Linked DNA regions of Homo sapiens: regions 2 and 3 are each linked to region 1. A link is a contact called in ENCODE Hi-C or POLR2A ChIA-PET data. All regions are on one chromosome and are shown on one strand. The core of a region is the stretch at or near the end of the contact, and the rest is flanking DNA. Distances in the headings are between cores, read along the strand shown.

Region 1 (3,105 bases), core at 316-2,815:
GTTTTGCCATGTTGGCCAGGCTGGTCTTGAACTCCAGACCTCAGGAGATCCGCCCACCTCTGTTAGCACCTGTGCAACAAATGACTGTATCCTTGATGGAGACAGTGCCTATTGGCAATTTGGTACTTTGTAGTATAGAGCCAGCAAATCACTACTTTAAATACTGCAGCCAACATACTGGAAGAAGCAGTCCCTACTAAAGGCTAAAAATAAGAATACTGTGGATTCAGGCCTCCAGATGTAGCCACCACCACGTTAAACTACAATCATCCCTCAAATACCTTCAAGTAATTATGATGTGCATGGTAACTTGTACTGAAGAGAGTGGGTTAGATGCATAAAGTCTTAACACTAAAAAAAATGGCATCATTTGCTTTTTTCAGATTAACAGTCTGTAAGACCAAATGCCTTCAGCCCATTCTTTAGCTGCAGCTACATCAACAGGGCAGTTCTGATACAGACATGAAATCATTTGTGTCAGAAAACACTACCAAAAGGTTCAATAATAAGAAAGCAGTCTTTTGTTTAGCAGCCACACAGAAAAGACCTTTGGATACTGCTTACACACCCTTTCTAGGATGAAAACTCCTTTTCCGTAACAAAAAATTTCCAAATTCTCCATTGATAGTTGTAGCTTTTTCTATTCATTGACTGAGTGAAGACATAGTTATAAAAGCCTATAACAAATTCAGAAAACTTTAAAGCAGCTTATAAGCTATCAATCACAATAGTATCCAGGGCTATTCTGAAGATGTAATAGACATACCCAATTTTTTAAAATGCTTTTGCTATATGGATTGCAGGGCCCCTTTTGTCAACTCTGAAAGCTCCCAGGAGTTCTGGGCTTACAGGTTGAGAATGACTATCATAAAGCATATATTATCTGATGAACCAAGACCATAATTTCAAGAACTTTATCTTTTTATTGGTTATTACTAGAAATACATCTACCAACTGTCTGTATGCACACACTCACAAAAGAGCTGCTAGGCAGAGGATATGAAAACAGCTATGAATGAGTTGCACGCTGTGGACACAAAAGCATGTGTGGCACTTCTAAGCCCAAGGGCTTCTCCCACTGGCTCTGTGACAAGAGGTTTCGCATAAGAGGTGGGAACGTGAGAGCCCTGACAGGGTTTCTCTTTTTAAAAAAATTGGGGTTAAAGTTGACTTCTCTTTCCTTATGAAGGCTTCCTGTGTCAACAGGCTGCCAGCCCCCAACCCCTAGCAAAAACAGTGGCTGCTCCTAAATGCCAAAATAATTGTCTGGGTTTTGCATGCTGAAATTGACTTGGCAGGCTCTCTACCTTGCAAGGAACACAAAGAGCTTAGTTTAGTCTGTGTGTAAATGCTTCATAATCATTGCTAAAACATCCAAAGCAACATGCTTAAGGGAGAGTAATGATTCTTTGTTTCCCTCCTTAATTGTAAGCTTCTGACATCCATTTATTTACTTACAGTTCCTAGCAGCAGCCACCCTCCTTAGTCAACACGCACTCTTGGCTGCCCTGGGTGCTTTCTAACAAAGGGCTATATGGAACCACACACAGTGGGTGGAACCCCCAAGCTCAATCTATCCCCATTACCACAGACCTCAGAGAGTCTGAGGTCCAGATCTACGCAACAAGGCTGGGAAGCAGTCTGGGTAAGCCAACCTCACCTCATGAGGGAGTATGGGGAAAGCACTCCTTCGTAGCGATGAGTGGGACTTTGGAAAGGGTGGAGATGGCCCTTCTTAGAGGAAGACATGAGAAGAAACCTTTTATCAGTCTGAAGAACCCAGGACTTAACCCGAACTCATAGGGTCTAGTCACAGCCACATGACCACCAAAAAGCATCAGGGAGAGCACAGCAGGGTGACTGCTTGTTCTGTGTATTTTCCTTGATGCTTTTTGATGATTCTTGATGATTTTTGACTTAAGCAGAGTCTAAAAGCTGTTATAAGCTCCTGCTTTATAACAACTCCCTCCCTACTGCCTAGAATGAGCCGAATAATGAACAGTAGTGAAGAAGCTTGAATTTAATTCACTCTGTGCCTTCATCGCAGATTTGACCAAACCTAGGCTTTTTCCCTTTCTCCCTGGTGATCTATGTTTTTTTCTCTTCTCACCACTTTGTGATGCAGGTCTTTGGTGAAAGATACTGGCTACTTTAATTTTATTGATATAGTCAGTGCTGCACCATAATTGCTGAGATGTCTCTCCCAACTTTACACAGATAATTCTTCCTAAAGAGAAGGAATTCAGGCATTAGAAAGTAGGCTTGCAAAGACTGGGTGGGCTCTGAAGCCAGTTTGAATTCCTGTTCTGCCACTTGCCAGTTCTGTGGCTTGGGGCAGATTAACTTAACCTCTTTAGGTTTCGGTTACTTTAACCCATAAAGTGCAGATGAATCAGAGTACTACCTTACAGGGTTGTTTTCAGTGCCTAACGATTTAGTGTGCACAAAGTGCCTTAGCATTGTGCCTGCAGACAGTAAATTTTGTGTTGCTGTTGTGTTAGAGGATTAAAAAAGTCTTGCTTGGTGGAGAGACAGACGTGACAGCCTGGGTGAGTATCCCCCTCTGAATCAGCAGCCTTTGTCATCTTTTTTGGAACAGCTGTAGCCAGCTTGGACCAAGAAGTCATTTCATGTTACGTCCCTCCAAACTGGCAGGATCATAGTTCCCTATCACCTCTCTACTAAACAACAAGCACTGGTTCTTGGCCAAATCCCAATTTCTTCAGCTTGCCAATCTCCATCTCAGTTAGGCACAAAATAACACACACTCTTAAAATACTTGTTTAGCACTGACTAGAAGAACTCCCTCCCTTTGGTGAGGTAGGGCCTGAGTAATGTACTCTCCTCATGATGCTAAAAATCCACTAGTTATTTTCTTATCTCATTTGATGTTCTAAGAGGGAAGGCATGTCTGCTGAACCAAGAGATAAAGTTGTATCATTATGACATCTCCATTAGGATAAGCTATGAGTTCCTATCATGTTCTAGGTACCAGGCACAGCATCTTGTATGTGTCATCTCTAATCCTCCCAATAACCCTATAAAACACTGAGCCCTGAAGAAATGAAGTAGTTTGACCCAATTTGGACAGCAGAAGTTGCGAGG
Region 2 (3,105 bases), core at 326-2,825, 99 kb after region 1:
ATTTTTGCAAGGAACTCAATCCTTTTTTAATCATCCCTCCATATCCCCCAAGACTGACTGAACTCGTACTTTGGGAAGGTTTGTGCATGAACTATACAAGAGTATCTGAAACTAACTGTTGCCTGCATAGTCATATCGAGTGTGCACTTACTGTATATCTTTTCATTTACATACTTGTATGGAAAATATTTAGTCTGCACTTGTATAAATACATCTTTATGTATTTCATTTTCCATAACTCACTTTAATTTGACTGCAACTTGTCTTGGTGAAATACTTTAACATTATAAAACAGTAAATAATTTGTTATTTTTACCATTGCTTGCTGAATTTTCTTTTGGTCATTCTGTGTTATATTTCTGCATGTACAATAGAATTTTGTCTTTTGCTTATAGTCTCTATTAATTCTTCCTTAAAAACAAACAGGACCTATGTCCCATTTATGGTCAACTTCTAATCACATATTAGAGGAGAGAAAAGTGGTTCAAATAAATAAAAATTACATCTCTTTGATTTCAAAGTGAACTATAAGATCTTTCAGAAGCAAACATAACTTCATGCTTGGGATATATTTCAGTATCTCTAAGAGCCCAGCACAGTGCTTAGACTACATTAGGAACTTAAATGTTTATAATAATGAAATAAAATACTACCGAATAATTTTGGTTTTCATGAGCACATAGAAGCAGATGATAAAATTAAAAAGCTCTGACATGTGATAGGAAGCCAGAGAAAGTACATTTGGAAATATAGTTACATTGACAAATCAAGAGTTGACTGTATTTCTACCAGAGATCAAACCTCCCATAGAACATGTATGTCTACAACCAAATCTGGAACCAGCCACTGTGACATAAACTCTTGAACACTCTACTTCAAAGCAAAAAAAAAAAAAGAAAATGTCATTCTTGTTTCTTTTTCCTATGGGGTTCCCAAAACAGTTTGAATTACTTAATGTAGGTGCTACCTACCCTGTTCATAAGGGGCCTGCATTCAAAAGCTTACAGTTTTTTTTTTTGTTTTAACCTCTTACAGTTTTTTTTAAACAAGCAAATAAAAGCCAAAGATAGTTATGAACATAAGCTATAGAAAAGGCATATTTAAAAAATACAGTATGTTAGTTGAAAGAAGTAATATAGTGTGAATTTCTTCTGTGATTATTATGCCATTTACAATATAGATGAGAATAACTCAGCCGAATCCTCCTAGAAATTCTGATATCTGCCTCATGGGAGTCCCTGGGGATAATCCATACTTCTGAGCAGAGAACAACAGCTTTCAGGGAACATTTAAATTACAAGTATGGTCCCCAAGTCACATTCCAAAACGACGATTTCAGACAAAGTAGCTTATTGCCATTTCCCTTTTTCTAACCTCATAATTGTTAATTTAGTGTGGTTAATTTTATTGCCAGTTATTGATTTTAAATACAATTCATTTAGACATCCAGGCAAACTGTGAAGATCTTTAAGAATAAAAGGAAGCTTTCACAATTATCCTCCTTTCCCCTACAAAATCAATTTCATGATAGTAAAGCGAGGATTTGTTGACAGAAACACTTCCATGGTGACGAACTGCAACACCAACGCTATGGGCTTGCATCATCATTAAATAAATTTGGATGAAAGCTGAGGCTGCTGATGAATGAGAAAGCTTCTGTTTAAACACATTTATCTTAGGAATCAACAGTGACCCAACTGTATTACAAAATACATGATGGTCTAAATGTTTATTAAAACTGTTTTTAAGTCACCTTGGGCCAGAACTCTAGAAGGAATGGCAAACTTAATTTTAGCTCTTTCAAAACAGACAATGATAATGCTGCTGCTTCATGAGATCTTTTTCTAGTTACTGAGAGTGGGTACATGTAATATTTTGGAAGGCATCGATCAACTGATCATAAAATTATGAACAATGGAAATCAGAATTTAAGAACAAAGTCTTCCCAACTTTGTCACATAATGGCATAAACAAAACACATGCTTGTGTGGCACTGGGGGAAACAGATAAAGAGGCAGAGATAACCAGCCAAGGGATTCCCATCACCCCAGGTTCCTCTTGGCTGTCCCAAGTGCTGGTGGGGGACGGGGGGAGGGAAGAAATCCATTCTTGGCACACTTGTAACTAATAGAGTTTGGGAGCCAAATTTGGGCTATTCATCAGCCCACCCATTTTGAAAGGATTCAATTTCTTATGTGAGCTACAGAAATTCTCTATAATAAAGTTAACACCATAAGTCTTGTGTTCTATTATGATAATGCACAAATTCTCATTTAATCATTTGTTCCAGATTTTAACTATATAGAGGCTTCCTAAGTAGTTAATCTAACATAACTGGAAATTTACCAAACTTTCAAGGAATACCTCTTTTAGAAGTACCTCTACTGGGAGGATTCCTTCAGTATAATAATTTGTATCAGCATCAAAATAAATTTTAGGAGACAGATTAATAACGTGTAGATTATTACAAGTGTTACTAATTAAAGTTCATAAAGGCAGCATAATTTCTGCAAAACATCTTTTTTTCTATAGAATTACACCTAAAATGACACAATGTAGATTTCTGGCCTTTAATTTTGAAAAGATTTCTTATATTTTTTTGTGTGCGTGTGAGAGAGGAGAGAGAGAAAGAGATTGGAAGATTACAGAACTTCCTTTTTCATTGACAGATAATCATAGAACTCCCCCAAAAACCAGGAAGGAAAGAGGAAGTGACACTGGAAAATCTTCAGAAATCTTCATATGAAATATGTGGGGGTGGAGGGTTGTATTCTTTGGTCCATGAGGGCTCACAGAAGATAGACTGTTTTTTCGTCTCTCTGAAAAACTCATACCATTCTTTCATTGGTCTAAGTCCTCGCTTCAGAACGAAGTTTCATTTTACTCACATTCCCACTATCTCTTTAACTCTTTAAAAGGTAGAATCCTATCACAGATTCGAATGATTTTATCATGTTTTTTCTATTTAAAAGCAATGGCAAAACTTTCCCCAGGAGGATGCCACTGCTCTCTAGGGGCACTGACAAAAATAAAATTGTCATCCTTACTAGAAGGACATTGTGCATTACTACACTTGAATCTGTACACATAAGAAAGAATCTTGAT
Region 3 (3,105 bases), core at 314-2,813, 78 kb before region 1:
AAAGCCCAGGATATCAGTCCTGCTCTGGTGCCCTGATAGCTTGAAAGTCAGGATAGCCTGCTTGGCTACGAATGTTTCTGACCTTGGGCAAGCCTTGTAACCACCCTGGACCCCCTCCATAAAATGAAGACAGTGTGGAGAGCACAGATTCAGAAGCCTCCGTAACTGAGCTCCACTTAACCAATTCTATCCCTGTGTTTCAACCAGGACTGAGCCCACACATGCTGAATAAGAGAGGCTAGAAGGTCACTCACTAGTATATCCCATGCATTTCTTCCAACTGTTTAGAGGTGTATTTGTTCTCAAACCTGCCTATGCCTGTTGGATTTGTTACTATAATTACATAATTTAATATGATGTAAACTGGTGAAATATAACCATGAAAGAAAACAGTTGCTTCCTATGAAAGGTACATTGAATAGTCTAAGGAGACCTGATAAAGGCAGGTGACTTAAACTGACTCTCAGGGCAGATGTAAATCAGACAATTGTGGAAGACAGGAAAACAATTTGTAAAAATCTAGAAGGATTCCTTCTACAGTCTGCTCTATAGGGGCCAAAATTTAACAAAATTGAAATGAGAAATCATAGAAAATGCAATCACTAAGGTATAATTAACATGAGAAAAATGTTAGGAAATTGTAATCGGCAAACCTATAATCAAAGAAAAGGCCTTGGCTCTACACCAAGGCTTCTACTGCAATGGGAAAGGGAGTAAGAACCATGGTGAAATATTACAGAGGCCCCATGGCTGTTATTTACAACCAGATGAAATAGGCGACCATGACACTGAAAGACCTTTCCAGGAAGGAGCTGAAGACGGAGTGTGGAAGATGTAGTTAGAGTTGTGGGAGGAAGGGACACACAGACACTACTCTTGATAGTCTGGCATATCCTTGCCAGTCTGTCAGCTGAAGGGGGAGTGAACCCACTTCTACTGAGAATCATAGGTTGGTATTTACTAAGTTCCCAGGAAGTAAAGATTTCTTTAACTGCTAGCATTTTTCTTCTACTCCTCTCTCCCCAGTTTTAAAAATGTTTGCTAAAATTATTTGATGAGTAATACTATATGTTGAGTTTACCTGGGCAATGAGCACTGTGAAGGAGAACATAGTATGCTTTGCTTTCCTGAGAGTAAGACATGCAGAGCAGGAGTAGTTCTAGGTAGAAATACTAGTTTGCAATGGCGAGACCAGGCCTGTAATTTTCTGCAGCATACCATGACATACATCATGGTTTATATGAGGCCAACTCCATAAATCAAGCCTTACCTAATTAGAGATTCTTCTGGAGATCTACATTATTAGAGCAAATAATTAAAACAGCCCAAGCAAAAATAAAAGCCAGATCTGTTTACAAAAATGTTCTCTCCCCCCAAGAAACTGTTTTAGTCTCATACCACTTACAGTTCTTTCACATTTAGTAAATTATAGACTCGGAGCATTTCTTTTTAGTCTGACTTCACTTTCAAGGAATTCTTCAATTAACTTTACGTTGCTTTAAGCTGTTCATCCAACGAGAAAACAATCTGTGGTTTCTGACTCCTTTGTGTGCCAATGGCTGCCATCCATGTTTGACTTTCAGACACACTGTCTCTTGAGAGCCAGGCTCTGTTTGCATAAAACCAGTCAGTTGTCATAGCATTTTGACAAGCACTATGGAAAAACAAAGAACAATACTTCGTGGTGGCTAAACTGGGAGAATTATCTCTGTAAGGGTTACTGCATTGGGGATACACACAACGTCCATCTACACCCAGCCACCTGGTCTGGGCCAGAAGGTAGCACATACTCCACTTTCAGCTGTGATCTTTCCATTCTCAGGCACCATCTCTTTACTACTGATTCATTTCTTTCTCCCTCCCCTCTTTTTCCTAAATGGTTAAAACACCTGAAACTCATGGAGAGGTGTGGCTACTCTAACAGCAGGCAAAAATGTCAGTAGAAATCTAAAAAGCAAGAGATTGCATGGCCTTTGCAATGGTTATGGTGCATCTAGTGTCAGATCTTCAGCCAAATGTAGTGTAATAAAAAAGCATGGCTCAGAGGTGAAACCTCAGTCCAAAACTTTGAATATTCTGACTCTAGTGTAGGACCTCAACTCTCTTTGCCTCTTGAGGCCCATGCACTGATGTTTTTAAATAAGTACAAATAACAACTGGGCAGCAGAAAATAACCATGGGAACAAATGATGGAAACATATGATGACTGCTGAAGAAAAAGAACCTTAGGTTTTCTACCTATCCCAGCTGAGTCAGGCAGAATGGAATCTCCCTCTTTCTTTTCCCCTGTGCTTGGCCAGTTTCTGGGTATCCCTCATCTATGTCCATTCCATGAATGTACTTGTGAAGCCAAAAGAATAATAAACCAAGGGTGTCTGAAACTGTCTTTGAATACTCAGGTCCAATATAAGATATATGTGTGATTTTTCCAAAATCATGCTCAATGCTGTTTCTGTAATGGGATGTGCAATTGTTGAACTGCAGGCCTTTCCAAAGAAATGGAATGAATACTGTAGCAGAGTTGTGCCGTAACAAGCATGAAGGCAGAGACAGTGGAACTAGAATGAATGCACAGGCCAGGTGAAGCCCAAGGGCTGATATTGGACATGGCACTGGCTCAACTTAGGGTGGTGGTGGAGTGGAGGACCAATGGAAGGTCTGCTCCTTTTCTTCAGGACAGAACTGTGTTTGACGTTTGACATCTCTCTCAATGCTACTGCAATTGCATCTGAAGCAAAAAACTTGCAGGATTCCCAAGAGACTCAACATTATTCTAATATCATTTCTTTTCCAAGGGCTTCCCTCTATTTTTATTTAAAATTTTAAAAATCCCTATGTAAATTTTATAATGTGTGTTGGTTACAAGCTACTGCAAATGCTTTATGGAAAAAGGAAATGGGTATAACTATGTCTGTCTTGGTGCCCCCCTCATATCTCTCTCTCTCTCTCTCTCTCTCTCTCTCTCTCACACACACACACACACACACACACACACACACACACACACACACAATGGGATCTAGCATCCAAGCTATTCTAAGAACAGTTTCATAAAGTATCAGCTATTCTTCCTTTAACCAGCAAATCACTGTTCTATTGAATTAT

The links. Hi-C counts contacts between places; a loop is a spot of excess contacts on that map. ChIA-PET counts read pairs that join two places held with the same protein, here RNA polymerase II (POLR2A). Pooled maps may share reads with other maps.
Region 2: a map of left ventricle myocardium inferior shows a loop between it and region 1 (2.2-fold over the local background). The contact joins two enhancer-like sites. A Hi-C loop is called at or near these places in 5 of 168 maps with a recorded cell type or tissue (Calu3, GM12878, heart right ventricle and 2 more), 2 of 37 single-sample maps with no recorded cell type and 9 of 50 pooled maps. POLR2A ChIA-PET finds 5 or more read pairs at or near these places in 4 of 52 experiments (CD8-positive, alpha-beta T cell, HepG2, activated T-cell and 1 more).
Region 3: a loop to region 1 is called in a pooled map, with 1.9 times the contacts of the local background. The contact joins two enhancer-like sites. A Hi-C loop is called at or near these places in 6 of 168 maps with a recorded cell type or tissue (Caco-2, adrenal gland, heart left ventricle and 1 more) and 6 of 50 pooled maps. POLR2A ChIA-PET finds 5 or more read pairs at or near these places in 2 of 52 experiments (activated B cell and activated T-cell).

The regions. Positions count from the first base shown.
Region 1 is chr3:99,943,856-99,946,960 of GRCh38, reverse strand. The region is part of intron 1 of CMSS1 (cms1 ribosomal small subunit homolog); the gene reads right to left. The region is part of intron 1 of FILIP1L (filamin A interacting protein 1 like); the gene reads left to right. The region is part of intron 1 of LOC105374010 (a long non-coding RNA gene); the gene reads right to left. Among named protein-coding and RNA genes, the nearest start is that of MIR3921, 19 kb to the left of the region's middle. Within about 2 kb of position 1,565, at least 8 of the 41 ENCODE cell types and tissues checked have a DNase peak (open chromatin) inside an H3K27ac peak, as active enhancers do.
Region 2 is chr3:99,845,138-99,848,242 of GRCh38, reverse strand. All of the region lies in intron 1 of CMSS1 (cms1 ribosomal small subunit homolog), which reads right to left. All of the region lies in intron 5 of FILIP1L (filamin A interacting protein 1 like), which reads left to right. All of the region lies in intron 1 of LOC105374010 (a long non-coding RNA gene), which reads right to left. Among named protein-coding and RNA genes, the nearest start is that of HP09053, 23 kb to the right of the region's middle. Within about 2 kb of position 1,575, at least 5 of the 41 ENCODE cell types and tissues checked have a DNase peak (open chromatin) inside an H3K27ac peak, as active enhancers do.
Region 3 is chr3:100,021,823-100,024,927 of GRCh38, reverse strand. The region is part of intron 1 of CMSS1 (cms1 ribosomal small subunit homolog); the gene reads right to left. All of the region lies in intron 1 of FILIP1L (filamin A interacting protein 1 like), which reads left to right. LOC105374010 (a long non-coding RNA gene) reads right to left here. Exons shown (of 5, transcript NR_189163.1): 3 at 1,406-1,609. Among named protein-coding and RNA genes, the nearest start is that of MIR3921, 59 kb to the right of the region's middle. Within about 2 kb of position 1,563, at least 2 of the 41 ENCODE cell types and tissues checked have a DNase peak (open chromatin) inside an H3K27ac peak, as active enhancers do.